Linked DNA regions of Mus musculus: regions 1, 3, 4 and 5 are each linked to region 2. A link is a loop called in an ENCODE intact Hi-C map of the cell type or tissue named here. Cell type or tissue: gastrocnemius. All regions are shown on one strand. Links, peaks and the distances in the headings refer to the core of each region. The heading gives the core; the rest is flanking DNA.

Region 1 (6,520 bases), core at 836-5,835, 70 kb before region 2:
ACTTTGGGCTAGAAAAGCCTTTGAGTACTACAGGCATAGTTTAGTGGGTCATGCCCGTGGGAACCTGGAGAATAATTCTGAGAGCAATGGGGACAGCAGAGGCCTGGTTCACAAGGTTCCCAGTGAAGAGCCAGTGGGACCATTCATGGGATATTCTGGGAAATAGTCCGCCTGTGTCATAAGAGCCTGAATCTGGTTGAATTTAAAGGCTTGTTGTCTCACTCCAGGCCTCTGCTGACAAAGCATGCCATGGTGGGGAGCACAAGTCACTGAAGAGAGGAGGACTGGCGAGCAGGCAGGAGTTCAAAGCCAACCAGGACTACACAGTGAGACCATCTCAACATTACCCCCTCCCCTCCCATCTAGAATAATATCTGTAGTTTCTGATCTGTATTTAACACACTCAACTGTACAATAAAATATAATTTACTCCCTAGAGAGTTGGTGTGTGTTCCTATGTGGGCTCCTGTGAGGGAAGCTACAAAACATTTCTCTGTCCACTTAGCTACCAACTAGCTGTGACTCCCACAAGCAGCTCACTACACAACTCCAGCACCAGGGGATGCAATGCCTCTGGCCTCTGTGAGCTCCTGTACTCGTGTGCACACACATACACTTCTTTTTGTTTGTTTTGGTTTTTGTTTGTTTGTTTTTGTTTTTTCGAGACAGGGTTTCTCTGTGTAGCTCTGGCTGTCTTGGAACTCACTCTGTAAACCAGGCTGGCCTCAAACTCAGAAATCCACCTGCCTCTGCCTCCCGAGTACTGGGATTAAAGGCCTGAGCCACCATGCCCAGCTACACATACACTTCTTGAACACACATCCTCCACACCCACACTAAAGTGGCCTCTGTTAGTGTAGCACCATCCCTTTTTCATGGGTTGTTTCTTCTGACTCAATGTTACTCAGCAAGGCTGGCGATCCTAACAGCCATTCCCACCTCCTCTGTACACGGCTCCCCTTCCTGTGCAAAGCACCCTCTTCTCACAAGCCAAAATATCTGACTCAGGAAAGGACACGTGGGACCATGAGATTTTCTATGTGCAATGGGGCAAGGCAACCTCTGCCAGAGTAAACATTAGAAACAGAGCCAGTTTCCCTACAGCTTACACAGGATAGTCAGTTTCTTTGCTTAAACTGTGTTGAGTGGGTTCCTAATGATTCCTAGTTAGAGTCCTAGTTATTTTTCTTTGCATACTTTCTAAATTTTAATAAAGATATAGAAAGCATATTTTAAAAACAATTTTAAATTTGAAAGCCATATTCCAAGACAAATGTGAACTGGGAAACCTGGGTAAGATCAATACAATGTCGTATAGCACAACCCAACCCATCGCTTCTCCAGCTCCTGTCCCCACCTCTCCGGCCTTAATCTCTTCTTACTTTACTGCCAGCAGAAAGCAAAAGTCCACATTAGTTTTAACAACTTGTTAGAGCCAGGAATGGTGGCACAATCCCAGTGTAGACTGTAAAGGCAAGAGCCTCAGGAGTTCAAGGTCAGCCTTAGACTACACAGTAGTTTAAAGTCAGCCTGGGGTACAGATGTACTAGCATACTAGGCAGCCAGAGAGCAAGGCTCTCAAAACAAAAACAGAAACAAAAGACCTCCAAAGTTTCTCCAACTAAGCAACTCCCTGTCTTTAGGGTCAAACCCTAAGAAGCAGAAGCTGGGACCCCAGTAGAGGAGTTAAAGGACTGGGGGAGCTGAAGGGGTTTGCAACCCCATAGGAAGAACAACAATACCAACCAACCAACATCCCCGCCCCCTCCCCAGAGCTCCTAGAGACTAAACCACCAACCAAAGAGGACAGATGGAGTGACCCATGGCTCCAGCCACATATGTAGCAGAGGATGGCCTTTTTGGGCATCGATGGGAGGAAAGACCCTTGGTCCTGTGAAAGCTTGATGCCCCAGTGTAGGGGAATGCTAGCTCAGGGAGGCGGGAGTGGGTGGGTGGGGGAGCACCCTCATAGAAGCAGGCAGAGTGGGGATAGGGAGTTTCCGGGCTGGGAAAGGGGATAACATTTAAAATGTAAATAAAGAAAATATCCAAAAAAAAAAAAAAAGAAGCAGAAGCTGTTGGTTAACCAAGTTTGTGATACTTAGGTAAATGTACTGTTCAGGAACACATATATTTATACTTGTGCATATTTAAAATATATAAGATACTAAAAATATATGCACATATACACAGATCCACTCAACAGTGACATCCACCCAACCATTTATTGCTTCTGTTGTTTTCAGTTTTGTTGTGATTAGGTCTTTTTTGTTTTTGTTTTTGTTTTTCAAGACAAGGTTTCTCTGTGTAGCCCTGGCTGTCCTGGAACTCACTCTGTAGACCAGACTGTCCTTGAACTCAGAAATCCACCTACCTCTGCCTCCCAAGTGCTAGGATTAAAGGCGTGAGCCACCACTGCCCAGCGTGACTAGGTCTTATTAGGTAAATCAGACAGGACGCAAACTCGCAGACACCAGTCTGCCTCTGCCTCCCCAGTCCTAGGATTAAAGTGTATGCCATCATACTCAGCCCCACGCAACTTTTAGTTTTTATTGACCAAGCTGCTCAGTCACCACTCTGGAAGTATTTTATTGTTCAGAGCTTCCCAGCATGGCTGTTACAAAGAACCATGCTAAGGAGGCGGAAGAACTGATGATGCTAAGTAGGAAAGAGCATGCAGGCCTGCGCCTGCTCACATCCAAATGGAAACAATGTCTCTGAGGTGTGGCTGACCAGGTCCAGCCTGGCCAGGTTTCCACAGCCCCACCCACATGCTGCGACTCGAGTGATGCTGAAACCCAAAAGGCATGGCAACAGAACCTGTAGAAAATCCAAACTATCATAACCAGCCATCCTACTTGAAGTTAATCTCTTAGAACAGCTAAACTTTTATTTAAAAAGCAAATCAAGCATATTTGTCATCTTAAAAAAAAAACATGTAAACATTGCAAAATTTGGAGGGTTATTTATAATCTGAAGACACTTATAAAAATTTTTGGACTTGTTAGGACTATAAATACTAACCCTCTACTCCCCTCCCCCCATGAAAAAAGCCAATTGTTACAAAAATATAAAAAAATATTCTAGCTTCTAGTTAACCTTTCATGGAAGAATCTCAGAACTCTGGAGCATATCTGGATTATATGCCTAGCGAGCACACATGGTACCTTTTCAGCTTTTAAAGGAAAAGCTGTAGACCATCACATCCTGTTATGGATGCGGCTACTTCCTTCACAGTAATGCAATGCTTGTGAGTGTTAACAACTTGAAGTTCTGTTTTAAAGTCGCACCCCCTGCAGTGTGGGACTATAGGGCAGGAGGCTGGTTTCAGCCTTACTCCACAGCCTTCACATCTTTCTCTCTCTGGCTCCGAAAACTCCCTTGACTCGCTGCGTGGGTACCCAGGCTCCTGCGCGGGAGCTCCGGACAGCTTTCCCACTCTCACTGAAGAACGAGACAGTTAAGAGACAAGCCTGGCCTGGCGCTCCCTATAGCACCTGTTTCCTTGGTGCGCACATGGCCCACCCAGGTGTGCTAATTCAAGGAATATATTTGCTTGGTGGCTGCTACTTTGTGACACACAGGGAAGCCTGATGAGATAGGATGCTGTCCGCAGATGAGGGAGGGAGGCAGGAAACTGATGTGAAGAGAGCACTGAATCAGATTGCATGCGCTCCTTCTTGGCAGCCAGTGTAACCAGGCACCGTGATCAGTTAGTTACAAATGAGCCAAATTCAGTTTGAAACCATGAAAAACAACTTTCAGGGCCTTGGGAAAGGATTGCCTCCATTTTCAGCCCTTGCTTATCTCTGCTGCGACCAGCAGAGGGCGATGGTATGCATCAAGGCTCAGGCAAACCTGGAGAAAACTGTTCTAGATAGCTAGTGCAATTTGAGCTGGTATCTGATGTGACCCCTGTCCTACTACTGACTTCGATATTCTTGCCTGTGATGCGCTGCCTATCTTCAGACCAGAATGGTCAGCTTTCTCTGAGTTCTCACTAGACTTGCAGGCTTACTGTCCAAAAGGCTACATTTTCACACTGGTCAGGGTTTGATTTCATGGATCTCACTATTGATTTCTGGATTCCCAGCCCTTATCATGTCAAGTCACATATTTCCCAACACCTGCTTGTTTCTCCAGATCTGACATAATCTCATTTCCATGTACTCTGGCTGCTTAAGACCCAAAGGAACTCTCCAAACAGAATAGCGATTCAGAGAATCCAAGTACATCTGCCGAGCAGGTTGACTCTACTTTGGTTGCATTTAAAAAAAGAACAAAACAAAACAAAACAAAAACAAAAACAAAAACAGGGCCTGTGAGACATTGCAAAACCACTGTTTGCTCGAAGAACTCTCAAACATCAAGGCACAAAGAAAGAAGTCTCCTTGGGGAAATGAAGATGAACAGCGTTGGTGGCCTGTCTGAGGTCTGAGGCAGAGTCCTTGAGGAAGGCCTGGGTGGTCTTGGGAGGGTCTGGCTCCGGTGCCTGAGGCGTCCTCATGAGTACTGCTCCAGGAACTTCAGGTGAAAGTCTTTCACCTTGTGGAGCACGGTCTTCAGTTTATCCACCGGAGGGAGAATGGTCATTCTGTCAGGAAGGCGAACAATATCAGCCTGGCTGTTCACAGGATGAACCCAACACCACCCAACATAGAATGCCAGTGTTTATACACAGGCATTTCTACTACAGTCAGACCCGGAAAGCAATAAACCAGATTCTGAGTCACCAAAATGTATTCTTCATTACCGCAGAAGGCGGCACCATGGTTGTTGCTGTTGTTGTTTGTATATTTATTTATTTATTTTGATTTTTCAAGACAGGGTTTCCCTGTGTAGTCTTGGCTGTCCTGGAACTCACTCTGTAGACCAGGCTGGGCTCGAACTCAGAAATCCACCTGCCTCTGCCTCCCAAGTGCTGGGGTTAAAGGCATGCGTCACCACGCCCGGCTGTATATTTATTTTAAGACGGGGTTTCTCTACGTAGCCCCAGCTGTCCTAGAACTTGCTATGTAAACCAGATTGGCTTTGAAATTACAGAGATCTGCCTTCCTCGGCCCCTTTTTTCCTCCTCTTTCCTTCCTCTTTTATAAAACAGGTTTTCATATGACACTAGCTGATCTGGAACTCACCCTGATGCTCAGGCTGGCCTTGAGGTGACAGTAATCCTTCTGCCTCAGCTTCTTAAAGTGATTGCATTACAGGCATGCCCCACCACATATGGCTCCAGGAACACATTCTGACTAGTACAGAGACCTTTCTAGAACATGACTTTTTTTTTCTTCCTGTTTTGTGGTGTTAGGGATTGAATTTAGGGCTTCATACATGCTAGACAAGTGGTCAAACTATATTCTAATCCTAGAACACAACTCTTAGCCTTTCTTTCAGAAATTGAATCCCGCCCCCATGTGTGTGTGTGTGTGTGTGTGTGTGTGTGTGTGTGTGTGTATGTGTGTGTGTGCTGAGACATATGGGTGTGTCCCAGTATTCAGTTGCTGACAGTAAGCCAATCTCAAATCACAGGTTTCACTTCAAAGACATTTTCAGTTCCCACAAAAGTAACCTCTCTCTCCAGTCCTGACAACACTGTTCCCACCTCAATCACACTCTTGGTGACGTGATGGGCACGGACACTGGGACCTCACACTTGCGTACGATCTACCACTGGGCTACCCTGCCACCCCAGCTCTCTGTTTCAGATGGACCGTGGATCGCAGCAGAGAACCTGACCAAGGATAAAAGGGCCAGGTAGGCAGTTAGTCCATCTGAGGACACAGCCCATATCTTTGACTGTTCAAAGACTTGGCTCTAGACGTCAGCAACTCATGACAATTCTTTTTTTAGCATCTGCTACAAGAGACACTGCTGCAGGAGCTGTGAAGAAATAACTGTGTTATGATCAGAGTTGGCCTCTGTGAGGAACATTTGCCTAACAACTCTGGGAATCCATGTATCCATCTGTACAGAGCTGGACAAGGCATGGCTGTAAACAGCCTCTCGGTTTGTGGACCGAATTCTGTCTCAGTGTAGTACCTTAAGAGGCTTTGGGGCCCAGGATAGTGTCATGGCCTATAGTGCAGCCAAGGAGCTACACCTGTTCTGTGCCAGGCTGTCCTGGTTGGGATTTCTGTCAAATTGACACAAACTAGATTTATCTGGGAAGAATTTCTCCCAAGAAACTAACTCCGTCCATTTGATTAGCCTATAAAATATAAAAGTTTGTGGAGGCTTTTTCTTGATTAATGATTGATGTGGAAGGACCCAGGCCACCATGGGTGGTGCCTCCCCTGGACAGATGTCCTGGATTACATACGAAAGCAGGCTGAGCAAGCCATGGAAAGCAAGCCAGTAAGCAACGTTCCCCTGTGCTCTGTCTCAGGTCCTGCCTTCAGGTTCCTGCCCTGGCTTTTCCCTGAGCATAGACCTTAACCCACAAGTCAAATAAACACTTTCCTTCCTTCTACGTTGCTTTTGAAAAGCTCTCTATGATGGCAACAGAAATCTAACTAAGGCACTG
Region 2 (6,520 bases), core at 683-5,682:
TGTGCAGGACTATCTCTAAGCTAAGCTGTCACCATCATCAGATCAGTTGGTTCTGCTTGCAGAAGATCATTATAACTGGGCTTATTGGCTGTTGACTTTCCTTCATAGAAGGAAGGCTGAAGAGGATCATGTGACTCTTAGTTGAGTAACCACACGCTCCTAACAGTTATGTGCATTCTGCCCTAATTCTGCATGGCCTCAAGGAGATAATGCGTACAGGCTGGGAAGTACTAGGGAAGAATCATGCATTTCTCTGGCTGTGGGTGGGTCGTTTATGCTGGGTACAGACTTTCTAGTGTGGCCTTTTGTGGTATAACCACCCAGACTACTGCAACTAGTGTAAGAAACTGTAAACACTACTCTTTTCTGTTAAATACTATAAAACGTTGGTTTATGACCAAGATTCAAAATCTTTTACACCCCCCCCATTTTAAAAAACATTTATTCATTAAAAAAAAAACTTCTATACCTGATAACACTTTTATTTAAAAGAAAAAGGTCCTACAGCATTCTTGGAACTTAAGTGGCTGGCTGGCTCTTCCCCATCATCCTTCATATTCTCTGACTAGTTCTTTTAAAACTAGCCAATCACAAAAGACTGTGAGGTCAGACTCTAGCCAATGGGGAAATGGCAGTCACCGCAGACATTAAAGTAAAAACCAAGCACACTTGCTGTCCCATGTGCTTGCCCTTTGTTTGTGAGTACAGCAACCTTTGGACCAGAAGCAAAGGTTTGCTCTGTCCAGACACTAACTGGAGCAGTGGTCTCTTTCTTTTTGGCCAAGCATGTTTCTGATGGCAACTTCTTAGCTATACTCTGTAAGTCCAAAGGACTAAGCCGTTCTCCAGGGTGAGCTCTGGTGGAATTGTACTTGGTTTGTCGTTGGGACTTTGGAGAAGGGGAAGATGCTTATACCTCTCACTGGACAGGAATATTAACAACGTGTGTGTGTGTGTGTGTGTGTGTGTGTGTGTGTGTGTGTGATCATGCGTACAGGTGAGTATGGGTACCTGTGGAGTCCGAAAAGGGGTCAAACCCAGGTCCCTGCAGGAGCAGTGTGTGCTCTTAACCATTGAGCCATATCCTTCATTCATACACACACACACATACACACACACACACACACACACACACACACACACACACACACACACATATATACATACATATATTTTTTTTTTCATTCCAGGGGCTGGAGAAATGACGTGGTCAAGGATACTGACTGCTCTTCCAGAGGACCAGAGTTCAGTCCCCAGCAACCACATGCAGCTAAAAGTCAAGTGCAACTCCGAGGGATCACATGCCTTCTTCTGATCTCCTTGGGTGCCAGGCATACACCTACGGTGCACAAGCACACATATGCAGGCAGAACCTCATATGCATAAAGAGAAATAAATATGTTTTTAAAAGATAGTGGGTTAGAGAGATGGCTCAGTGGTTCAGAGCACTGGCTGTTCTTTCAGGGGATCAGTGTCCAGAGCCTGTCTTATGTAATTGGCTAATAATACCAAGTGGAACAGCTTCTCGGGAGAAATGAAATTTGAGCACAAATTTGATTCAAGAAATAGCTGCCTTAGGTGGAATTTTCACCAAATGAACCTTCCTTCCTTCTTCCCTCTTTTTCTTTTGAGACAACATGTCTCACTATGTAGCACTGGCTGGCTGGGAACTGATTCTGTTGACCATACAGGCAGGCTGGGTTTGAACTCACAGAAGTCTGCCTGCCTCTGTCTCCTAAGTGCTGGAATTAAAGGGCAATTTGATATGATTCGTGTTATGGGACACACTCAGAATCACTTCTGGGATGTATTATCAAAAATCAGCCTAGGTTTGCTCCTCAGACTCTGAAAATGAGAAGCAACAAAGGAATTCTTATTTTTCTGGTTTTTAAAAAAGTATTATTTTTTTAAAGATTTATTTATTTATTTTATGTGTACGAGTACACTGTAGCTGTCTTCAGATACACCAGAAGAGGGCATTGGATGCCATCACAGATGGTTGTGAGCTACCATGTGATTGCTGGGAACTGAACTCAGGACCTCTGGAAAAGCAGTCATTGCTCTTAACCACTGAGCCATCTCTCCAGCCCCTCTTATATATTTTTTTATTAACAAAATTTGGCCTTCTTTTCTGCTCCCAGGTTGGTAACCCTGGCTGCCCTAGGGTACACTGGATTACAACTGTATGCTACAATTAAACCTCATTTGTCATAATTTAGGACAGGTTCTCTATATCCTGCTGAGGCTGCTTGACTGGAAATGTCCATCATAGACCCGGATGGGGCTCTTTGTGAAAGTGTCACCTTGCGAGGCTCACCCCACCTATTTACTCTCTGCCGTCCGTCCGTGTGTAGTTGAAGATGTGATCTCTCGGTATAGAGGGCATAAGGACCCGGTACTCACAGAGCAGCACTAAGAGAGCCAGGAATATTAATCACACAGGGTTCCCCCTCAACAGAGGAGATAAAACCAAAACCTGCATCCCATCCAGAAGGCTGAGAGTGGGATTATTAACAACCTGGTGACCGTTTTGTTCTCTGAAGGGACAGACCTCACCCAAACTCCCCAGAATAATTATTCCTGACTCTTCCCTCCCTAGGCCATGCCCCACCCATGGAAAAGGCCATTATCAAACCTACAGGAGACAACACAAGGAGCTTCCAAAAAAACAAAAACAAAAACAAAACCCTGCTTTCTTTGAGCCTACCCAAGCTGAAACCATGTGCACCCATACTAACCTTGACTCCGAGATTATAGAAAGTCAAGCCACTCTGAGACTACATCTTACAATTCAAGCGTCTTCTGAAGCCCGGGCAGAGCCGGGCAATGGTGGCACACGCCTTTAATCCCAGCACTTGGGAGGCAGATGCAGGCGGATTTCTGAGTTCGAGGCCAGCCTGATCTACAAAGTGAGTTCCGGGATAACCAGGGCTACACAGAGAAACCCTGTCTCGAAAAACAAAACAAAAAAACCAGACGTTGGGGCAGAGTAAGATGTCTTACATACTCTACAAGACGAAAGCTTCAAAAAACGAGTCCAGCGACTCCAGAACCCTTTCCCTACTTTATGAGACACAGTCTTCGAGGTCTTTGCTAGTTGACGAATCATCATCATCAATCGTCAGAACAGCTGAATGAGGAGAGAGCCAAAAGACAAACCCAACTTAAGGCCACAGCTATAGCAGCTGCGCCTCTCATCTCCGCAAGTGCGAAAGTGCCATCTAGCGGCCATCTGGTTTAGTCTTCGAGACTTAAATAAGCCTTGGTGTGAGGATTCTATCTAGTCTGAAATATGCTGACCAGTTTATTTTAGACTAGAATGACCAAAAGATGCCGGGTTACAAGCCTCCCCAAGAACCTAACGTGCAAAGTGGGGGATGCTGGAAGCAACAATTTCCTTCTTCGTGAGGGAGAGCCAACCTCCATCCAAGGGCCTTATTGGTGACCCTGACTTTGTCCTGGGCTGCGAGGATCCTAATGAGAAAGGGGCCTTACACCTTTTTGACGACTGACAGAGTTCTGAGGCTCCCATAGTCTAAGTCTCTACAGATGTGAACCTCAGGTAATCCTGGATGTGATAGGGAAGGAACAAAATTACATTCCTCATAGCACGAGAGGGGTTTATTCAGCTCTAAGCCCTCCTCCAGCTTGACCTCGTGGCTGGTCAGATCCTCTTTTTCCTGGCTTTGATGTCAAGCCTCAGTCAGCTCAATTTACATCCTTCTAAACCTTATTCCTTTCCTAGGCAGGGACATCCCATCTAGATTTCAGGCCAATCGGAAGTTTTTTGAGACTTCAGAAGAGGTTCTCATTCCTTCTTAGTCTCCAGGAACAGTCACTACTGAAGCTCTGAGCCACCATGGAAAAACTTGGACCATCTTACTGAAGACATGTGAACAGGCTCTAAGTACTAAAGAGAGAGATGGGCTCAGCTGTCCTGTGCTCCACCATCCCTGCCAAGCCACCAGGCATGGAAATGCAGTCTGCCTGGAACTGCCAGTCTACCCCACCTTCTTGATAAATACTAAGTGATCCCCACACAGCTAAGTCTTTCCTGAGCCACAAAACTGAAATCTAACTAAATAATTGGTGTTTAAGGCATTACATTTGTTTCCATAAAACAACATGTAAATAATAGGAACACGGGTCTATGTAGGATAACATTTTGTTGAACATGCTTGAGTTCTGGAACAAAATCCCAGTATATTTACAAGACAAAAATACCAGTTCAGAGCCAGGCATGGAAATGTACACCTGTAATCACAGTACTTGGGAGGCTAAGGTAGAAAGATTGAGAGTTCCTGACCAGCTTGGAGTATAGGCAAGACCCTACTTCAAAAACAAACAGCACAACAACAAAAAAGTAAATAAAGAAAATAAAACCCCCAAGCAAAACAAAAAACAGTTTAGAGAATTTTGTTTAGGGTTGGTGACCACAAAGTGCTCCATAGATGTGCTCCCAAAGAGACAAACTTAACAGTGAAAACAAAGAAACAGACAAGCCGGGTGGTGGTGGCACGCATGCCTTTAACTTGGGAGGCAGAGGCAGGCTGATTTCTGAGTTCGAGGCCAGCCTGGTCTACAAAGTGAGTTCCAGGACAGCCAGAGCTATTCAGAGAAACCCTGTCACGAAAAACCAAAAAAAAAAAAAAAAAAAAAAAAAAAAAAAAAAAAAAAGCCAGACAAAATGACAAGAGACACTGTTTAAGATAGCTGGGACTGGCGCTAAGATCCCGCAGCAGGCAAAGAAGCATTTATTTATTCAACAAGTCTATAAAAACCCATTAAGAACAAAAGCCTATGGCCAAGCTCGGGTCCGTTCCTGCTTCCCTCCAGCTCACCTGGGCCGGGGCACCACTCCAGGCTGCGATGGCAAAGAAGGCAGGGCTTCCTCTGTTGTCTCCTGAAGGAGGGCTGCTGTGAGTCACGTGGGGAAGCAGACACCAGCTACCCCTGTAGCACATACTCTGGCTCCCAGTGAGTGAACCTGGCCAAGGAGTCTGGGGCTCTGCTTCTCTCCCCAGCCCCTGTCAGGAGAGCTGTAAATCATATCTAGACAGTATTGCCTAATCGGGGGTTACTTAGAAGGAAGCTGATACCCTGGATCGGAAGGAAGTTATGGATGGTTGTAAGCCACCATGTGGGTGCTAGCACCTGAACTCAGGTCCTCGCAAGAGCAACTCCTGCCCCTAACTGATGACCCATCTCTCCAGTTCTTGGGGACGGGGTGGGGGTGGAGGGAGGTGTCAAATTTTTCTTTCTTTGCATGGCTTTATGTAGTTGTCCTGTCAGAATTCATTGAGTGATCTATTCTTTGCCTATGAATGGTCTTGAGTTATTTGTCAAACATCACCTGACTCTACGTGTGAACAGCTGTTCACATACATTATTCTATTATTCTACATTATTCACATACTCTATTTCACCGACTCTTCACCTCTCTTTGTCTCACTGCTATGCTATCTTGCTTATCATGGTTTTCTACTAAGTTTTAAATCCAGTGTGAACATTCCTTTTGTTTTTAACAGTAAAAAAATATTTACTTCTGTATGAGTGTTTTATCTACATATGTGTGTGTGCATCACACATGTACCTGTATGAGTGTTTTGTCTACATATGTGTGTGTGCGTCACACATGTACCTGTAAGAGTGTTTTGTCTACATATGTGTGTGTGCATCACACATGTACCTGTATGAGTGTTTTGTCTACATATGTGTGTGTGTGTCACATATGTACCTGGTTCCCTAGGAGGCAGAGGAGGTGGTTGGGGTCCCTGGAACTGGAGTTACAAAGAGCTGTGAGCTGCTGGGGTGGTGGGGGGAAGGGGCAGGGGAGAGACAGGGGAGGGGGAGGTTTTCTGAGAACTGTATCCATGTCTTAACTCTGAGCCATCTTTCCAGTCCTGAATCTTTTTAAGATTAGTGAAACTTTTCCTTTTCAGAACTGGTCACCTACTGTAACCAGACAGGACTTCCTGTGAAGAGAGAGGGGCATCAACCCACCCACAAAACCTTCAACCCAAAATGTGTTCTGCCTACAAGATACACAGGGATAAAGATGGAGCAGAGATTGAGGGGACGGCCAACCAGTGACTGCCTAACTCGAGACCCATCCCATGGGAGAGAGCCAACCCCTGCCACTATTGACACTCGGCTATGCTTGCAGACAGTGTGACTCCTTGACAACAGTGTGCCTCGTTATGGTTTTATGAAACCAGTTAACAGTCTTCCTCCAAGGTCTCTGCTTCAGTCCCTGCCTCCAGGAAATGCCCTGCTTGTGTTTCTGCTCTGACTTCCCCCAGTGATGGAATGTTACCATGGAAGATAAAATAAATCTTTCCCACATCAAGCTGCTTTTGGGCATGTTTTATCACAGCAACAGAAACCTAAGTCTCATTGAAGAGGCTCTAGCCAGCCTGAGCTAATTAACATGCCCAATTAAAATTCAACAGCTCATTCCAACATAAGGTTTCCCCTTTCACCCTTATAAACTACCATTTGCCTGTGGGCCATGTCTGTC
Region 3 (6,520 bases), core at 660-5,659, 210 kb before region 2:
CCAAAATTTATTTTGAAGATTATTTTAATTGTACTTATTTATTAACTATCTATAAATACTTTAGATACTATTTAACAATAAAATTAATACTGTACCTGCATTTAGAGGGCTAAATCTGGGATTTAGCCTTCTCTACCATCCAACAGCTATACACTTAAGCACAAAGTTGTGCCCAAGACTTGGCAATAGTAAAGCAGTTATACCTTCTGTATGTGTTTCCTGGGGTTGACATAACTAATTAATATAAATCTGGTAACTTAAAGAAAGATAAAACAACTTGTTGTAGTTCTAGAGGCCAAAAATGCCAAAATCCAATAAAGCCTCACTCCCTCTAGGAGCAATGTTTAATTTTGTTGGGAAGGAGCAGGATTGAGGAGGACAGTCTCTCTATGTAGCCCTAAATTGTCCTAGAAATCTCTGCAGATGGTGCTAGCCGTGAACACTGCCTAGCTCTGCTGAGATTAAAGGCGTGTGCCTCCACAACCAGCTAGGATCTGTTCTTTATCTCCTCCATTTCTGAAGACTATCTCAGCGTCTCTGTGTTTGTGACCATATTCCTCTAACTTCTGACTTTACTTTTTTTGTCTTAAAATGCTTTTTCTTATTTATTTATTTACTTACTTATTTCTGTGTCTGTATCTGCATGTACATATATGCACAGGGTGCCCACAGAGGCCAGAAGAGGGCATCATGTCCCCTGAAGCGAGTTACAGGTGATGTGAGCTGCCCTGTGGGTGCTAGGAACAGTCCATTTTCCCTGAATAGAGCAGCAAGTGTTCTTAGATGCTGGTCCATTTCTTCAAACCCAGGCTTCTTAAAATTCTTACTGAGGTATTTTGTGTTGTAATACAATATCCAATTTTTTTTATAACCATGTCAAGTAAAATTCACAGGGATTTGGATGTGGATATATCTGGGCACTATTACACTGTCAGCCTACTATATGTAGGTCTTGCCTACACCTGATAAGCACCCTGATCAAATGCTATGAGAATTCGAAAGCCCCATCCAGTGAAAAGTACCCATAGTCTAACCTGGAAACTCAGAAATCAGAATGTTATTGTGCCCAAGGAGCTTACAAACTTTTTTAAAAAGATTTATTTGTTTATTTTATGTGAGAACACTCTTGCTGCCTTCAGGCCCACCAGAAGAGGGCATTGGATCCCATTACAGATGGTTGTGAGCCACCATGTGATTGCTGTTAATTGAACTCAGGACCTCTGGAAGAGCAGCCAGTGCTCTTAACCACTGAGCCATCTCTCCAGCCCGGAGCTTACAAACTTAACAGAACGAAAAAATAACCTCATGCAGCAAGTGTATAATTGCTTTTGTTTCATTTTTTCTGAGAGAAATTTGTTAATTGAAAAATACACAAATGAAACTAATTATCTTGTCACTTTATGCTTAAAATCATGAAAATTTGGTAGTTATCTCTTAAGATGGATTTCTTTATTCAGTAGGCTTCTTACAAAACTGGTCATGCTATTACTGGTCAAGCTCTATTACTAGCTTTTTTTTTTTTCCTTAAAAATAAAACTACTTTGTATCTGAATCAATAAGCATTATGTAAGTTATTTGCATTACTGCTATCTACATTTTCAAACAGGAAAACTTGTTTAATGGACTTCAATAGCAATTTTAAGATCACAACAAAATTGAGCCGGAAGTGGTTATCAGATACATCCCTCCACTCCTGTATATCCACATCTTGCCAAAAGTGGTATCAGTACATCACCATGAGTACATCATAATTACCCAAAGTTGTTAGCTTACACTATAATATAGTTCACCCTTGGTATTATATATCTGATGATAAGTATATATGATAAATATCATATATCAACTGTTATTTTGCAGAGCAGTTTCTCTGCCTAAAAACTTCATATGTTCCACTGCATATCTCTCCCTCACCCTAAATTTCTGGCAACCATTGGGCCATCTTTTTCCATTTCTATATCATATACAGTTAGGATCATATAGTATGTTGACTCTTCAGGTTGACTTCCTTCGCTTAGTTATATAAACATAAGGTTTTTCCATGATTTGATAGGTGATAGAGGGTGTGTGTGTATGTATGTGTGTGTGAGTGTATCACATTTACTGTATATATGTTTGCCACTGTACGTGGGCAGAACTTAGTAGATAACTGGTAGGAATCAACTCTCTCTACTATGTAGACTCCAAAATGAATTGAGATATGTGCTAGAGAAAATTAGAAACAAAAGGCAAAGGTTGTATAAATCCATTTGTATAAGTTACCTAAAGTTGCTCACCACTCTAGTTGGCAAGATGAACCTGGGAGAGTGGGGCCTAAAAAATGAGGTTGATTAAAGTCTCATGTGATAGCCAACTTTATTCAGAGCGTCAGGCAATTTATACTCTGGGTACTAAGAAGAATCATGAGTAAAGTGTTCAGTTACATGGACAATCCACACATGACAAAAACATGTTTTTCCGAAGAGGCATCTGAATAACAACAGCTAAAATAATCTCACTCCTATCAGCTACACCTGGGAGGAGCATAAAAACACATTACTGGAACAGTTATATGTTTTGAAGAAACCGAGGTCACTTGTTTCCTTGTTTCCTCACAAGTGCTCAGACTTCTCATACGACTCATTCTTGGACTGTGTTCCAACACCAAGTGATAAAACTTATGAAGAAAGTAGAAATTAGTATTTTAATGTGTATAGACTTTCCTTCTTGATGATGAAAACTAGTTTTGAAAATAAAAAAGTGATTATTGAACAACGATGTCAACATACTAAAACTGACCTCTACCCTAGGAAATGGTTAGCATAGATAGGAATGTGCCACAGGTACTTACAATCCCAGCTGCTGAGGAGGCTGAGAGAGGAAGATGACACATTTGAGGGCAGACTAGGCTAGATGCAAGGTTTTATCTCAAAAACAAACAAACCATAGTTCATATGCTATGCTTTGTCTAGAATTTATTACAACTAAAATAGGGTGACTTGCTTTGTTTTTCTCAAAATGACTGATGTAAGGAAGATGACTGCGTAAACACAAAATACTCACCTTTGTGAACCAGTTCACCGAAATTTGTAACAAAATAAGCAATCTGTTTAACTGGTCAGGTATTTAATGTTTACTGCCTAAAATTAGCAGAAATAATTGATGTTTTACTGTCATAAAATGCGATTACAAAATGTATATGTGAGTCACATTTTCACAAATTTAGAGTTCTTGAAACAAAAGAAATAGACAATAAATAGATGTTTTTCAGGACCTGGGAAGATGGTCCAGTGGTTTAACTGCTTGCTGTGCACATGAAGGCCTACGCTCCCAAGTAAAAATGAAAACCTGTGTGTGGCAGCACACACCTGTGACCCCAGCACTGGGAGGCAGAGACCAAGAAGATCCTAGAGGCCTGACCCACTCAAAATCTTCAGACTCTAGGTTCAGTGAGAGATTAACTAAATTCGATTAGAGATCCTGTTTCTAATTTTCAAAAAAAAAAAAAAGTGGAGCATGATATGGGAAGATACACAATTAAATCTCTGACCTCTTTTAAATATTTTCAAAAAATATGTTTAAAATAAATAACCAAATTTGGGCTGAAAATGTGGCTCAGCCAGTAGAAAAAAGCATTTGCACATAGACCAGGCAACCTGAATTTAATCCTCAGATTCCCACAAGGTGGCAGGAGAGAACTAATTTCTGCAAGTTGTCTTGACCTCCACACACAACTAATTAACTTAAAATCAACCAACTTTTATGTGTAAAGATACTCACTTTGAATGAAAGTAGTTTTGTTTTTTGGTTTTTTTTTAACCTATGATGAGAAATTTCTATACTCTTTATAGGTAAAGTACAGATAAGTTGTAAAATGCTTAGAATTTCTGGAATATTTTATTTTTGTACCTTATAGGACTTCTTGTATTACCTTCAATAACTTTGGTATACACTTATGGAAGTTTCATAAATGTTAAATAATGTATATTTTATAGATGAGGAAGCTTAATAATTAAGTACTTTTATTATATAGTAGCAAATCTAGGACTATATTGAGTTTCCTGGGTTATTTTTCTATTTTGTCATATTCTTTTTTTCTGTTAGATAGTAATTCCCCAGTTTTTTAATCTCTAAGAAAAACAACTCATCTCAATAAATATGTGATATATATAATGGGCTAAAATATGACTGTTTCTGCTGTTATTTAAAGGCATATTTCCAGTTATACACTATATAGCACATTTAAGGCCAGCCTATATGCACTTATAATAGCAAAGTAGATCTCTTCTAAGTTCAAAGTCAGTCAGGTCCACAGAGTAAGTTCCAGGACAGACGGACCTATGAATAAAAAAACCTATCCAAAAATAATAATAATAAAAAATAAATTTAAAAAAATAAAGACCCAAGGAGCTGAAGGGGTTTGCAGCCCTATAGGAGGAACAACAGTATGAACTAACTAGTTCCCCCCAGAGCTTCCTGGGACTAAACCACCAATCAAAGAAAACACATGGTGGGACTCATGGCTCTATCTGCATATGTAGCAGAGGATGGTCTAGTAGGCCATCAATGGGAGGAGAGGCCCTTGGTCTGTGAAGTTTCTATGTCCCAGTATAGGGGAATGCCAGGGCCAGGAAGCAGAAGTGGATGGGTTGGGGAACAGGGGGAAAGGAGAGGGGGTAGGGGATTTTCGGAGAGGAAACTAGGAAAGGGGATAACATTTGAAATGTAAACAAAGAAAATATCTAATAAAAAAAAGATTTAAAAAAAGAAAGAAAAAATTTTTGATTAATTTTCAAAAACTTTTCCTCAGTACATTTTAAGATTATAATTCTGCTTTGAGTCTTTTTTTTTTCTGTGAAAGAGCTGGTGTCTACTAGTTGACTCATTAAAAAAGAGTAAGTTTAGTTATACTTTAAAAAGAACAGTCACTGAAATGTGTTTGAAATTAAGATAATAGTTTACTTCATTTTCCAATCTGTAATTTGGAGACTTTCTAAAGTATCTTCAATTAATCTCAGTATTAATAGGAATTAAGTGTCCTCTTATTTGGAGTAAACCACATATATGAAATAGGTTTTCCAGATAATGTATATAGTTACTCTTATATTTACGGTTCCTATTTTAATTGAGAAATAATTTTTGAGGCATCTGTAAAATATTTCTGAAAAAAACATTTGACTAATTAAATATGAATATTTATAATTGTATTTTTATATTTGCAAATTCAACACTACTCATTGAAGCAGACATTTTAGAAAACAATATAGCTCAACACAAAGGAAATATATTACTTTTAAGGCTAAATAGTATTCCATTGTATTAAATATACCATATTTTATTCATCTGTTCATGTGATAGTGAACTAACTACTACATTTGACAGTTAATGTTTTCAATGACAATAAAACATTCATGATGAAATAAAAATATACAAATTTTCATTAAATGTTAATCCCATAAGCATTGTCTTAAATGACGAGTGATTTACAGCATCTGTCAATGAGAATGCCCCTTATGTTGATAGGTAATGGTGCTTTACACAGTAAGTTAGGTCTGAAAAGCTCAGTACCAATGACTTTCTCCTCTCTTTTGTTACAGATCCAGACTTTACTTACCTTGGAGGTATTTTAAATCCCATTCCAGGTTTAGTATATTACCTCTTTCTTTGTGTGACATTTTTTGTTAGTTTTATTTTTCTTTGAATATCTTTTTTCCCCCCCCAGATTGCCAGTTTGAGCTCTCTGGAGCTGATGGAATAGTACGGTCTAGCCAAGTAGAGCAAGAAGAGAAAACAAAGCCTGGCCAAGCAGTTGATTGCATATGGACAATTAAAGCTACTCCAAAAGCTAAGGTACTGTCGTTGTATATTGACTCACTTCAGAGAAGAACATTAAAAGGTGTGATTTCTATAATGTATTGTTTGATTCATGTAAATATTTGTGACTCTTTAAGTTCTTTTGTTTCCTTTACTGTATTGGGCACCTATGAAGATTATAGTGTTTTTGTAGTTAAATAAAATGAGATTGAAATAATTTAAAATATTATATGTATGTGTGTATACATATATGTATATATATATTAAAGGTTTCTTTTTAAATTTTTAAGTGTGTGAATGCACAAAGGCACACAGCACACCTGTGAGAGTCATAGGACAACTTCATGGCATTGACTTTCTCCTTGTGGGGGTGAATTCAGGTCACTGGGATTGCACAGTACGTTTGTTTTACTTGCTGAGCCATCTCATCAACCTCATATTAAGATTCTTAATCTTGAAAGATTATGGTTTTAAAAATCTATGGAGTCCTAACTGGTAAATGTAAGTATTGATCAAACACTTGTTGGTTTTTGAGGGGGTGTTTTGTTTTGTTTTATTTTGTAGGGGTTGTGTGTGTGTGTGTGTGTGTGTGTGTGTGTGTGTGGTGTGGTCTTGTGGTTGTTTTGTTTATGTACTTTAGGGTCTGGGAAGGTGGCATGGTGAATAAAGTACTCACTGTGTAGGCGTGAAGCCCTGAGCTCAGATGCCCAGCATCCACATAACCCAGGCC
Region 4 (6,520 bases), core at 1,077-6,076, 140 kb before region 2:
TCTATTTTGTCTTTTTTGGCCCTGGGAGGCCTCATATAACACTTTGGCTATCTCAGTGAACCCTGGTACCCAAAGTCTACAAAACCAGGCAGATCCTAGAAATTCCCGTACTTGTCCCAGGGTTGATGGGACTGGGATGCTAAAGATGGTTTACTTCCAAGGCATCTGACAGTATGTGTTGGCTGACCCACCTTGAATATGTACCCCAGATAGGTGACTTCAAGTTGACAAAGCTGGGCCTTCTTAGTTGACGCTCAGTAGCCAAGTTGACTTGAGATGCCAAATCTTTTAAGTTCAGTCTCCATCTTAGAGAACCTGACCTAAGTTTGAACTCAGGTAAACTAACAGGCTGGTACTTAGCAACTTTCTAAGTTGTCCCCCAACAAAACTCAAGCCTAACTCCAGTCTCTAGGCTAATTCCCCAACAAGACCAGCATCTCCAGGTTATTACCCCAATAAATCTGCACCTCTAAGTTACAATCTCACCCCTGGCCTAATGACCACCAATGCAGAGGAGAGCAGAAATTAAAATTTATGGTAAGCCAGACAGTGGTGGTGCATGCCTTGGGAGACAGAGGCAGGTGGATTTCTGAGTTTGAGGTGAGCCTGGTCTACAGAGTTTCAGGATAGCCAGGGCTATACAGAAAAACCCTGTCTCGAAACAAACAAACAAACAAAAAAACAAAAAGAGTTTATGATGTGACTCCCAGCACCAGCCAATTATGTGAAAGGCACAGGAGCTTTCCAATTAGATGCTTGCACACTCACTCCCTGTTTGCTGCTTACTACAAAGCCTTTCCTGGATAGACATTCAGGGCTCCCCCACCACCAAAATTGTCCCACGGTAGTGCATTGGGGGAGGGGGGGAATTAGCTTGAATAGCTAGCTGTGAGTTGCACCAGATTGGCTCCTGTCTGTATTTTGGGGGATCACTGACATTTCCCTGGCACTACTGACTCAGCTCCTGTAACATGTCTCAAGTGGCCTCCTGGCATGTCTCCGAGTTGGGGGGTCCACAATACATACTGGAGCACAGATATTTGGGGGTAGGCCCACCAGTACTCACCAAGCAAGTCCTCATGCATTGCCTCCTCAGAGGTGGTTCTTGAATCCTTGAGGCAAGTGTGTGTCCAAGTCAGTTGTCCCTTGAAGCCCCTCTCCAAGTCTTGCCATTCAAAGGCAAATAGAGGCTGGCTCCTGGGTGCCAGAGGCAGGCCACAAAGCCATTCAGTGGCTGAAGCTTCCAACAGGTGTCAGGGTCAGTTTGGTTCACAAAAGCCATGTTCACAGCTGACTGGTGTTCTCTGGCTTCTGGTCAAAGGTCAAAAGCAGTATAGGTCCTGTAGGCGTCACAAGTCTTTCTAGAATTCCCTGGGGCTCTCATTCTTTCCCTGCATCACCTGACTCACCTTAGATAAACTTGTGGGCCACCTGGCAGCTCTCGGAGGCCACCATCAGAATCTGGTGGTAGACCTGGAGCCTCTCCTTACCTTCAGCAGTGTTAAAATCCCAATCAGGTCGAGTCAAAGGAAAGGCTGCATCCATATCAGCCTGGACTTGAGTGGGCAGCCCGCTTGCTCCTGGAGCCAATTTCCAGGTGGCTCCCACAATCCTCTCTCTCCTCTGTCGTAAAGAGGACCTGGAGCAGTTGCTGACAGACTTCCCAGGTGGGCAGGTGAGTCAGCACGATGGAATCCAGAAGACCTGTGAGGGCTGATTGCATCTAGACCTGTGAGACCAGATGGTCTTTCTAAAAATGGGGAGTTCTGCAACTTCCAATTGTAAAGCTCATTACAGGCAAATGACACATATGTCGTGAACTGCCTCGTGAGCATCTGGGGGTCTCATAGCCCAGAGTGATAAGGCTGTATTAGATTTGGCCCTCTCTCTGGGCATACAGGCCCAAGTGTGAGGTGGACTCCAAGTGGAGTCAGGAGAGGCAGAGGGGCTGCTCCTCCCTCTGCCTATGCTGGCTGGGCAGGGACAGCAGCAGCAGCAGGAGCAGGAACATAAGGAGGGGGACAGAGATTCTCCTCAGGAGCAGAAAGGGAGAGCAAGGGTGGGGCGGAGAAAGAAGGGTGGGGAGCAGCAAGGCCCATAACAAAAAAGTTCTCATCCAAACAGGGGGCTTCTCAACCAGGTATTGCCACATAGTGATATATAGCACTTGGTCCAGGTGGTCCCAAGCCTCATAAACTAAATCATCACCCTGTAAATGGTGGGGAGATGGAAAGCCCCCTCCTCAGGCCATAGGTGGGCCATTCATTCCTGCAAAAGATGGTTAGTTTGTGAGGATGAACAACCAGACCCGGTTTTTGTGACTTGGCAAAAGTCCTTAAAATGGTTCAGAACCAAGCCCAGTAGGATGCTTTGTGCCTGTCCCATTCTAGGAATCAAAGAAAAAATTGTATGTGAGGACAAAAAGCACAAACACGGTACCGTACACACAGACAGACACAGAAGGACAATCCCGGGAAAACAAAAACAAAACAAAAAGCGGTTTCAGGCAGTCTTCCTCCCTGCACATGGGAAGCCCATAGACCCACAGTGGGTTCAGAATCCAGATGAGAACTAGCAAGTTCTCCTGCTTCCAGTAGGAGGCTGGGAGCATCCTCCATTGCCCCTGGCCAGGTGACAAAATAAGTGTCCACTTTGTCCCTTTTGGCCTCTAGATTAAACCCAGAACAGAAACAGATATGGACAAGACCAAAGACAACAGGGTGCCTGGGCTTACCAATCTGAAAAACACTCCACTATTTGGGTCAGGGAGTCTTCAGCAAATCCAGGATGGGCCCTGTACTGGCTGGTTTTGTGTCAACTTGACACAAGCTGGAGTTATCACAGAGAAAGGAGCCTCAGTTGAGGAAATGCCTCCATGAGATCCAACTGTAAGGCATTTTCTCAATTAGTGATCAAGGGGGAAGGGCCCCTTGTGAGTGGTGCCATCCCTGGGCTGGGAGTCTTGGGTTCTATAAGAGAGCAGGCTGAGCAGGCCAGGGGAAGCAAGCCAGTAAGGAACATCCCCCCATGGCCTCTGCATCAGCTCCTGCTTCCTGACCTGCTTGAGTTCCAGTCCTGACTTCCAGTCTCTGATGAACAGCAATGTGGAAGTGTAAGCTGAATAAACTCTTTCCTCCCCAACTTGCTTCTTGGACATGGTGTTTGTGCAAGAATAGAAACCCTGACTAAGACAGGCCCCCAAATGTAAGGGTCAATGATTTCCCAAAGAATGATACCCTGGGCTCAAATAGTATGTAAATGCAAAGAGTGTTTTATTCTGCAGAAGTCCAGCACACTGAGGAACATCTCACATCTACCTGACCCCAGCTTAACTCTGTGTGTGTGTGTCCTTTTTTTCATTCCCTCACTGCCCCAGTCAGGTTTCCAGAACCCAGGGATGCAGGATGTGACATTTCCCAGAATGCTCTCTGCTGCCCAGGAACTAAAGCCAGCCGGGCTGCAGGCTCGTGCCCTCCCTCACTTTGAGACCTTGAGACCTTGAGAAGGCATGAGGTCATCTAAGGTTGCAGGAATAGAGTCCTTTACTGGCCAATTTCAAGAATAAAAAGAAGGAAAAGCAAGAGCTCAGCACTCAGCAGCTTTTATTGAAATCAGAAACACAACAGAGGGGGTGGTACGAGCCGGAGCGGGACACATAGAGCAAAACACACAGAGAAGGACTCCTCGGAATTGGCAGGGAGCCAAAAGTCGCCCTGGAGTTGGGGTTGTATACGGTTGGGGCTGACTGGTTTAAACTAGTGCAGAGATTAGGTAATCCAGAATGGGGGAGGGAAGCTGATTGTTTCTCCCCCATCCCCAAGTCCTGCTTGTTAGGTTTCAAACCTGGGACAAAAGGCTGAGATGCCTATTTAACATATCAGAATTGATCTGGTTGGCAGGTTCTCCCTGCAGTCCCCCAGCACCTACCTGTTACAGGACTGTCCTGCCTGGCATCCCCCACCCCCTACCCTAAACTCTCCAGCCCAGGGGCCTGAGCTGCTCTTCCCTAAATAATCAAAGTATTTTGGTTCTCCCCCCCCCCATCCCCCCCTCCTTTCGTACCTTTGACCTCCTGGCTGCTGCACGTAGTTCCCCCCCTCACCCCCCTGCTCCTTTCCCCTCCCCCTCTTCCCACATGACCTGCTCAGGTCCTGTCCACCCTGGACTCTCCCAGGTGCCCTTGTCTCTAACTATGCACTCCATTTTACCTTTGAGAAACTTCCCCCTCCATCATACCCAGGAGCAGCCACGTTGTCCTTCCTTGTCCTTTGTACTTCCTTTGTTCATTCATCACACAACAGTTCCCTGGAGGAAGAGCACCAAATTTTTGTCTCGGTGAGGAAGAAGAATCATGACGTCAGCCATATTATGTGGTTAAGTGGAGTGTGCACTAATTCTCTAGAGCAGTGGTTCTTGGCCTTCCTAATGCTGCTGCCCTTGTGCTGTGGTGACCCCCAACCATAAAATTATTTCGATGCTTTTTTATAACTCTAATTTTACTGATATTATGACTATTATGGGTTGTAATGTAAATATATGACATATGGTCCCAAAGGGGTCGAGAACCACAGGTTGAGAACTACTGATCTAGAGCCCCTTTTCTTTCTTTCTTTCTTGTCTCCTGCTGGGGCTCCGTCTGACTCTTCCTCTCCCCAAAAGGAACCCTGCTGGCCCACTCTGCCTGTTGGGCCTGAACTATTGTTTCTATAAGTATTGTTCCTGCTTCTGTCCCTATTCCTGTTCCTAACCCGATGCCTAGGGCTACTTTGCTCTACCTGAATAGAAACCATGGATGGGCAAGAGAGTCTTTAGACACTGGTTTGTAACAGCATTCATTTTCATCAGTTGCTTACAGAACGCAGCAATTGGCAGCCTCTACTCCAACAGTCTCTGTGCCATGCATGGGTATCAGGCCCCTAAAGCCCTAGTAGTCAGGGCTACTAGTCAGTCAGTAGTCTGAGACCTTTGGGGCAGCAGAGAGACAGGGATATCACGGAAATAAGGAGAGGGAGAGGAGTCTAGTTGAAGCTTCTCTCCAGCTGAGAACCAAGAATTCCAGACAGTGCTCTTATTATATAGGAATATTTTGAGGAATGTTAAGGAGCTGGAGAGATAGTTCAATAGCTATGAGCTCTTACTGTTCTTAGAAGACCTGAAATTGGCTCCCAGCACCTACACGGAGGTTAAGAACACCCTGTAACTTCAGTTATAGGGGATCTGGTGAGCACCAGGCACGCATGCAGTTCACAAACATACATGTAAGTAAAAGTAAGAATAAACTCTTTCAAAGGCTGTTGACGTCATGCTTATCTAAGGTTATTTGTCCTTTCTCCCTTCCCAGCTGTAAACCTCAGTTTTCTAGAGGTCTTCTAAGAAACCTCACTTACAGTAAGAGGCATGTCTTAACACTCTTGTGTAACCTTTGTGGTACATTGACCAGAAAGCAGTCTAAAGCATGTCCAGAACCAGCCTATAATCTAACTTACTGGAAAACCAGGGAGGAAGAAGTAGGAGGAGAAAAAGAGCATCTAGCAACCCTTAAAGGTGTAGCTTATAAGCCACTGAAATGGTATAGACAGCTACAGCTAAAACAAGCTCTTAAGAAGCCCACACCCATGCTTGGTTGAGGACTGACTGTCCTTTCTGCGTCCCTCTTTATTAGCTCCCACGCTTAAACCTGAGTTTAAAACCTCTTCCTGGTCAACTTTAACAGCTTCGTACTGACTCATCCTGAAGTCCTCTTGCAGTCAGAGTCAAGAGCCCTGGGTTTACTGGAGTGGAGAAATCTGATAAGATCTTAAGTAGGCTAGAGGTGAAGATTTGCAACTAAGTCTCCCTTCCCCACTGATCACAGTTTGGCCCAGTGACCTGGGAAACAGAGATCTCCTTTTGGGTTCTTAGTCTCATTAATAAAATAAAATTTTAAAAAATCAATCAAAAAAAAAATTAGTGAACTTGGAAGGCTTGAGGGCAATTTTATTGATGGTAGAGACAAAACAACAGGTCGGACTTGCTGAAAAGTCTTGACAGCAACCAGCAACCAGAAGGAGGGAGATAGAGGAAAGGTTTAAGGACAAAGGTCAGAGAAGCAGTGAGAACGCTCAGATGTCAGGGAAAACAAGGCTTTTTGCTGGTTCCCAAAACAGAGCTAAGGAAAGGAAAGGAAAAAAAGAAAAAAGAAAAGAAAACCTGGTAGGTGCCAGGCTGCAGATCTGACTTGAGGACACCAAGGTGTCCCAGGATAAAGACCACATCAGGGACACATGGTTAAAAACAGAAATAGAGTTTATTGAGAAAGCTGAACCACTCTAAAGCAGGCGAGTAGACTAGTGAGCCTAGGGCCTAAAGAATGTACTGAGCCATGAGATGCAGAGTCCTTTCCAGTCAGGCGGCTCAACACCTTTACAGAGGACCTGGCTCTCACCTGCTTCTCTCACCCAAACTTATTGGATGAAATCCAGGTTAGATGAAACTTTTGGTCTTTCTCTGCAAACTGACTTCTTTCATGTTAATTTTGATA
Region 5 (6,520 bases), core at 1,043-6,042, 150 kb before region 2:
GAGAGCAAAAAGTTGAGGGGAAGGGTGGAGTAGGCCTGGAAGCGGTGAGAGAGAAGAGAGGGGGTAAATATGAGCAAAATACTGTAGAGAGAATCTCTTATAAACAATACCTGCCAATAAAAAAACCTGTGGCCAATGAGCTGAGACAGGAAATAGGAGGTGGGACACCAGCAGGAAGAGAGAGGATTCTGGGAATTAGAGGCCAGTAAGACTCCCCTGGAAATATCATGGAAGGCAGAAGCAAGGGAGCTGAGAAGAGGTAACTAAGCCACATAGGTAGGATAAGGGGGAGATTCGGGCTGGAACACTGAGCAGACAGCCATAAACCAGCAGGTAGCTGATCTCAGAATAAAGCAGAGATTCACCTGGGACTTGGATGCATTAAGCTGAGGAGAGGTAATTAACCATGTGGAAGACAGAACAGTTTGAATGGGTTGGATAAGTTATGAGCTAGTCAGGGAATGAGCCAAAGCTTATAGCCAAGGCGTTTATTAATAAATAATTAATCTCACAGTCATTATTGTTGGGAACTGAGGCTGGGGAAGGAAAATAGATTTTTTTTATTTTTACAAAATACAGTGTATGAAGTTCTCCAATTAATAAAAATGTGTATAGTGAACAGAGCCTAGATAACCCGAGCCTGTCAATCAAGATAGGAAATGATGCAACTCTACCCGCTTGCAGCCAACATCTCCCTGTCTTGAACCATCAAAGGAAGATGCAAACACTAACCCTAGCTCTTGAGAAAACCTTGCTCAGGCCTACTGTTCTCTGGCAGAATATCTACTTTAAACCTTGCTTTGCCTTTGAAGGAGACTGCTTGCTGCTTGGTTATTTCTATGGACTTCTCCAAATCTCTGAACAAAGTTCTGAGAACCTGGAATACCTGGTTCCGACGTCTACTGCAGGTAACAGCGCTGCACACAGCTTTCCACCCAAAGTCTGCCACACAAACATCCTAGGAAGATGGGGGTGGGCACAGGCAGTGGCCCTCTGCTTACACTTTGTATAGAGATTTGGGAGGCCCAGAAAGGCGTGCAACCCAATAGCTACTTTGGCCTGGCCACTTCAGCATATCCTAGAGAGAATGGAAGACTTCAGGGAGTGGCATGGAAGGGAGACTATCGTACTATCTGAAAGGAGCCTGTGAGGAGCTGTCAAATCGGTCCATGCCTGGGGTTTGGTCCTGTTGAGACAGTTCTGAGACACAAGCTACGACCCTACCCAAGGGCCATGTCCAGTCCTCAGCAGAGCAATCCTGGGATCCATCTCCCTCCCCCGCCTGCAGTGTGCCCCTTCATCCTCTGCCTCCCACATCTTCTCTTTCTCATTTTATTTTATTCTCTCCTCACTTATTCTCCCTCCCTCCCTTTATTCCTTTCTCTTCCTCTTTGATGGCTTTGTCTACGAGGCTGTGGACAAACTTTAAAAAACAAATTAAGTGTATTATGTACACACCTGTAATCCCAGTATTTAGGTATTTACACAGTGAAGGCGGGGGGGGGGGGTCTGCTTTGGGGGATAGCCTGGACAAAATGGCCTTAACTCATAGAGAGCCACCTGTTCTACCTCCTGAGTACTGGGACTAAAGGTTTGTGCCACCACAGCCTGGCTAAGATGTTTTAAAAAAAAAAAAAAAAATAACGACCACAAACATTTTAGACAGATGCTCCTCACAAGACAAGTTCTCTCGATAGATAGATAGATAGATAGATAGATAGATAGATAGATAGATAGATATGTATATTTCATGCTTACCATCTACAGGATCCCAAAACCAACATTCATGTGTCCTAGTGACTCCAGAAAAGGGTGGGAGAGTAGAGCCTTAGAGACCAGCTTTGCCTGCCATCCTCTGGAGAATGGGAAGAAGAAAGCACCTGGAATCAAGACTAAACAGGTCAGCCAGGACGAAGAACAAATCTGGCTCTTTTCCTAGCCTGTTCCTTTTAAGGGCTCTAGTAAGGGATAAAACCAGGAGAAAGCTTAGTTATGCCAGTCCTCGGGATGAGAGCTGGAGCAGGAAGCATTTCTACTCTCCCCCGCCCTAAGCAGACTTCCTTCTAGAAAATAATAATAAAAAAAAAAAAAGGTAGAAGCCAAGGGCAGAGTGGGGAAGACACACTTGCCATATCCCATGGCCGACCTCCCTCTGCCTTGAATCTGGACCAATTCTCATTCTCAGATGTTGTCTGAAACCTTCCACAGCTCTACCAAAGTTGAACTGGGAGACATTTTGGCCAGATGGACCAGGAAGGACCTCTGGGGCTAGCTGGGGACATCAGTGACTCTTAATTTTCACTATAATAAACTGCACAATCCCAAGGTATCTAAAATATCAAGCTTGTTACAGGACATTCAAAGAGTTGTATATTTTTATGTTACCCACAACCTGAAGGTCAGAAGGTCCCATAGAAGTAGTCATTGACAATTAATTACCATCTTGGAGTTGTTTTTACAGATAAAATATAAATGAATGTGAAATTTGTGTTTCACATCCACAGAAACTCCCTCTCACGCCCAAGCCTTTCTTTCTACACAAAGACCAGCAGCATGAGAGCTGAGCAGCACTGAAGATGCAGCCAATCAGTGCAGACAACCTGGTAGCTGAAGAGACTGCTCAGCCTTCCCACAAGCAGTCTCCTGGGTTCTGCCACAGTCAGAGCCCTGGCTCAGACAGCCCATCCACCTTCTCCAATGATGTGACCTTAACAAGGTCACCAGACTCCCTGAGTACCTGCCTCATGCTATGAGAATTAAGTAATAACCTGTATAGAGGACTTGACAGAGACCCCTGATACACAGAAGACACAAAATAATTAAAGCCATGCTTATTATCTCCTCAAAAGATGGATGAACTGGGCTGGTAGTTAGCTCTGTGGTAGACCACTAGCCTAGCAGCAGCCCAAGGTTTAATAACCAGACCACAAAGCCATACAAAACGCCCTTTATAGCCTTGGGGTCAGAGTGTGCTGGGCCTTCTCATCCCACTGAGGGACACCGTACCTGCTCCTGGTTTTCAGTTTGTTCATTCAGTAAACAAGACTGTTCCATTTGGGAAGAGGCAGTGCTAACCCCTCATTACGAAATCACTGTGGCGGCCTTGGTACCACTGAACCTTGCTTCCTATCTCCAAAACTGAGGAAAAAAAAATATTTCTGCCACTTTAGAAATGTAGAAGTCAAAATAGAAAACTGCCATTAAACTGCTTTGCAACTGTGGTGCCATGCCAAAGCAAGAAGGGCGGTGGCCATGATGGAATAGTGCCTCCCAGGACAGCAGAAACTGAGGGTCCACAGATGTGTGTTGAATTAGGAATGAATCACCTCATCTGAAGAAATGTTTAAAAAGCCTAGATTTCCTAGTGTGTTTGACAAGAGGAGAGGGAGAGGTCAGAGCCCTCCAGAGAATGTGTTCCTGTCTTCCCTGCTCTCTCCCTTTCTGCAGTCTTCCCACTCTTTGACTGAACCCCTAAATTTTTAAGAGGAGCATGGGTGTCAGTCATGCTGATTAAGCCCCCTATTGACAGAGGCCACTGAAGAGATGAAGTGGACTTCAGAGATGTGAAAATGGGGCTCAAATGTGATTGTGGTATCTCTCCACGGTCTCACAGGACACCGTGGAGTCTGTACTGCCTGCCCTACATCATTTTCTCATCCTGCTCTCTTGCCATCTACCAGGACTCTGACCTCTCCATCTGCCTCCCCGTCACAGTTAGAAATCAGTGTCCCAAACATGTGAGGGGAAGTGCCTCTGAGAGCTCCTGTCCTAGGACACACACTTCCTTTTCAGACACCTGTGTAACCTGTGACCTAGACACTGACCCCTCCTCCCTCCCGCTCCTCCCTACAGGACATCGGAACAGGGGGCCTAGCAGTAAATACTGGGAAACATTTCTGACCCCCAAAGGCAGAGTGTTTTGTGAAGATCCATCCAGTGAGTTTGTCTTCATCTCGATTCCAATGGACCACCCATCTCTCCAGAGCAAAGCTCCAGTGGTGGATCATTTCACAGGCCAGCCTGCCCTCTGCTGACCAGAGTTGGAAACTATGGTTAATTCGTCTGAGAAAGGGCTCATCTAAAACTGTTCACCCCTTGCAGCTGAGGGACACAACTCACCTCAGTCTTTTCTACCTTTGCTCTCCTTGGCTATAGGAGCACCCTTGTATAAAGTTCCCACCAAGAACACGATTTCTAGAACCTTCCCCCTCAGCTTCCATCAATCAGGGTGGTTGACAGTATAATGTAACCATGATTTGCTGAAGAGTGACACCCTGACTCAAATAGTATGTAAATGCAGAGTGTTTTATTCTGCAGAAGTCCAGCATGCTGGGGTCTCCCATTACCAAGATAGACAGACAACTGCGCTTCCAGGCCTGATTTAAAGCACATCAGAGGAATTCCAGGGTAGGTGAGCTTTATCTTACTCTATTTCTAGGCATTCCACAACCATTACCGGTGCGTGGGGGCTGGAGCCTGGGGTTTTTCCTATTAACTGACTTGCCTGGGCTTGCCTGGGCTTGCCCAGTTCTTGGAAACAGAGTTTTAGGCCTAGTTTCCTTAACTGCCAATTTGAAGCCTGTCGTGGAATCAGCCTATCTCTTCCCTTTCATTACCACCACCACCTTTCAGTTTGAGGCCATCCTTGAGATGTTTCTATGGACTGGTACTGTTGTTTGAGAATAAATCTGTTCCTTAACAAACCTAACTAAAGCATTGATTATGCAGGGACCACAAGTCAAAGCTAACATCAGTTGAATCTGTCTTGTAGTCTCCTTCTGACTAAGGCCATGGATTCTTTGACCACACCTGAGTGGTCAACATAGAAACAACATTCCTCATCTAAGGCTGCACAGAGTCCTCCCTGCTGGAGGAACAGCAAGTCTGGGCCTCTTCTGTTCTGTAGGACTACTGTTGCCAGGGAGGATAGGGAATCCTGCAGGGCCACGATGGACTTTTCCATCTCCTGTATATTTCCCCATCCATAGGGCCTTGCAGGGCTGAGGCCCCTACACTAGCAGCTCCAACTAGCCCTATGCCAAGAAGAGAACCTAGAAACACAGCAGAAGTAGTCACCCTTTTAACTCGATTGTTTGGAGGTGCTAGCTGGTTGAAGACATCCTCCCTAGAATAAGAGGTCACTCTGGCTACAAGCTGTATTAGAACATAAAAATCCTCAGACATATTTACAACCAGGTCATAAATGCATGGAGTAGGCCCCCGAGGTAGAAGCTCACCAAGCATTCTCCAGAGGCAGCCTGTGTCCTGCAGCAGTAGGGGTTACAGTGTGGTTGCAGAGGTGGGAATAGGCTGGGGCTACCTTGCTTCCAACACAGCGTCCCTGTCTGATAACCAACAGTCCAGGGTGAGAGTAGTTGAGAACCAGCAGTCCAGTCTTGACAGCCACTGTGAACTTGATGACAAGGTTGTTACTCCGCCCCCTAGGGTTACGTGGGGCTATTGGCTGGTGCAGCAAAGCATAAGCAGCAAGCAAACAGGGTCATGAGTGCCAGAGTCGATCAGGATCAGTCAGCGGATCGACACAGTGTAGGGTGACCTCCCATCATTCTTGTGGCTGTTCACCTGGCATTGCCCTTCACTGGGATCTCAACTGCTGGATCATCTCTCCCCTGGCAGGCTTAACGTGGGAGTGGTACATCACATCCTGATCACGTCCACCTTAACAGCCAGAGGCATGGTCAGGATCACAATGTGAGGTCCTTTCCAGCAATGTTCCAGAGTCTTGTGGTTATGTCTCTTAATCCAGACTCTTCACCTGGTTCTAATCAGTGGCAGTCAAGGGAGGAACAGACTCATAAACCTGGCAGATGGCAGGCCAGAGTTGCTTCCAGATCCTATGGAGGGCTTCCAAGGATGTTAAAAACTTATGTTGGTCATATTCAGCTAAGATATCAGACTGGAGTTTGGGCAGCAAGGAAGGGGGCCTTCCATAAAGGATCTCAAAAGAGGGGTGAGGGGACCTAAAGTGTAGGGGGTATTCCTAGCCCTATATAAGGAATAAGGTAGGAGAGACACCCAGTCACCACCAGTTTCAAGGGTTAATTTGTTCAGGGCTTCCTTCAGGATCCAATTCATCCTCTCTACTTACCCTGAACTCTGGGGTCTGTATACACAAGGTAATTTCCAAATGGTCCTCAGAACCTGTGCTAGAGATTGAGTTACCTGAAAGATAAATGATGATGGTTCACTGTCAAACACAAGCAGGTTTCTATTCCTGCACAAAGCATCATGACCAAGAAACAAGTTGGGGAGGAAAGGGTTTATTCAGCTTACACTTCCATACTGCTGTTCATCACCAAGGAAGTCAGGACTGGAACTCAAGCAGGTCAGGAAGCAGGAGCTGATGCAGAGGCCATGGAGGGATGTTCCTTACTGGCTTGCTTCCCCTGGCTTGCTCAGCCTGCTCTCTTATAGAACCCAAAACTACCAGCCAAGGGATGGCACCTCCCACAATGAGCTGGGTCCTCTCCCCTTGATCACTAGCTGAGAAAAATGCCTT

The links. A loop is a pair of places that touch in the nucleus more often than their neighbours do. Peaks named below come from ENCODE experiments on the same cell type or tissue, not always from the same donor. Only the 100,000 strongest peaks of a DNase experiment are listed, where the experiment ranks them.
Region 1: a loop joins it to region 2, with 8 times the contacts of the local background. A loop is called at or near these places in 28 of 42 quality-filtered maps.
Region 3: a loop joins it to region 2, with 12 times the contacts of the local background. A loop is called at or near these places in 33 of 42 quality-filtered maps.
Region 4: it touches region 2 in a loop (2.9-fold over the local background); 5 of 42 quality-filtered maps call a loop at or near these places.
Region 5: a loop joins it to region 2, with 5 times the contacts of the local background. A loop is called at or near these places in 5 of 42 quality-filtered maps.

The regions. Positions count from the first base shown.
Region 1 is chr8:85,523,610-85,530,129 of GRCm38, reverse strand. It overlaps Gpt2 (glutamic pyruvate transaminase (alanine aminotransferase) 2), which reads right to left. Exons shown (of 12, transcript NM_173866.4): 12 at 1,228-4,594. The coding sequence ends at 4,504. Among named protein-coding and RNA genes, the nearest start is that of Dnaja2, 28 kb to the left of the region's middle. In gastrocnemius, for the core only: a CTCF peak has its summit at 3,809 (motif pointing right); a DNase peak (open chromatin) is centred at 3,831; H3K27ac peaks cover 2,807 bases.
Region 2 is chr8:85,453,431-85,459,950 of GRCm38, reverse strand. No RefSeq gene overlaps it. Among named protein-coding and RNA genes, the nearest start is that of 4921524J17Rik, 24 kb to the right of the region's middle. In gastrocnemius, for the core only: a CTCF peak has its summit at 3,226 (motif pointing left); a DNase peak (open chromatin) is centred at 3,221; H3K27ac peaks cover 1,478 bases.
Region 3 is chr8:85,662,485-85,669,004 of GRCm38, reverse strand. It overlaps Neto2 (neuropilin (NRP) and tolloid (TLL)-like 2), which reads left to right. Exons shown (of 9, transcript NM_001357288.1): 5 at 5,574-5,618; 6 at 5,699-5,826. Among named protein-coding and RNA genes, the nearest start is that of Mir8109, 35 kb to the left of the region's middle. In gastrocnemius, for the core only: a CTCF peak has its summit at 3,651 (motif pointing right); a DNase peak (open chromatin) is centred at 3,651.
Region 4 is chr8:85,592,762-85,599,281 of GRCm38, reverse strand. No RefSeq gene overlaps it. Among named protein-coding and RNA genes, the nearest start is that of Gm51583, 21 kb to the right of the region's middle. In gastrocnemius, for the core only: no CTCF peak of the experiment used is centred there; a DNase peak (open chromatin) is centred at 3,699.
Region 5 is chr8:85,600,900-85,607,419 of GRCm38, reverse strand. No RefSeq gene overlaps it. Among named protein-coding and RNA genes, the nearest start is that of Gm51583, 29 kb to the right of the region's middle. In gastrocnemius, for the core only: a CTCF peak has its summit at 4,025 (motif pointing left); a DNase peak (open chromatin) is centred at 4,014.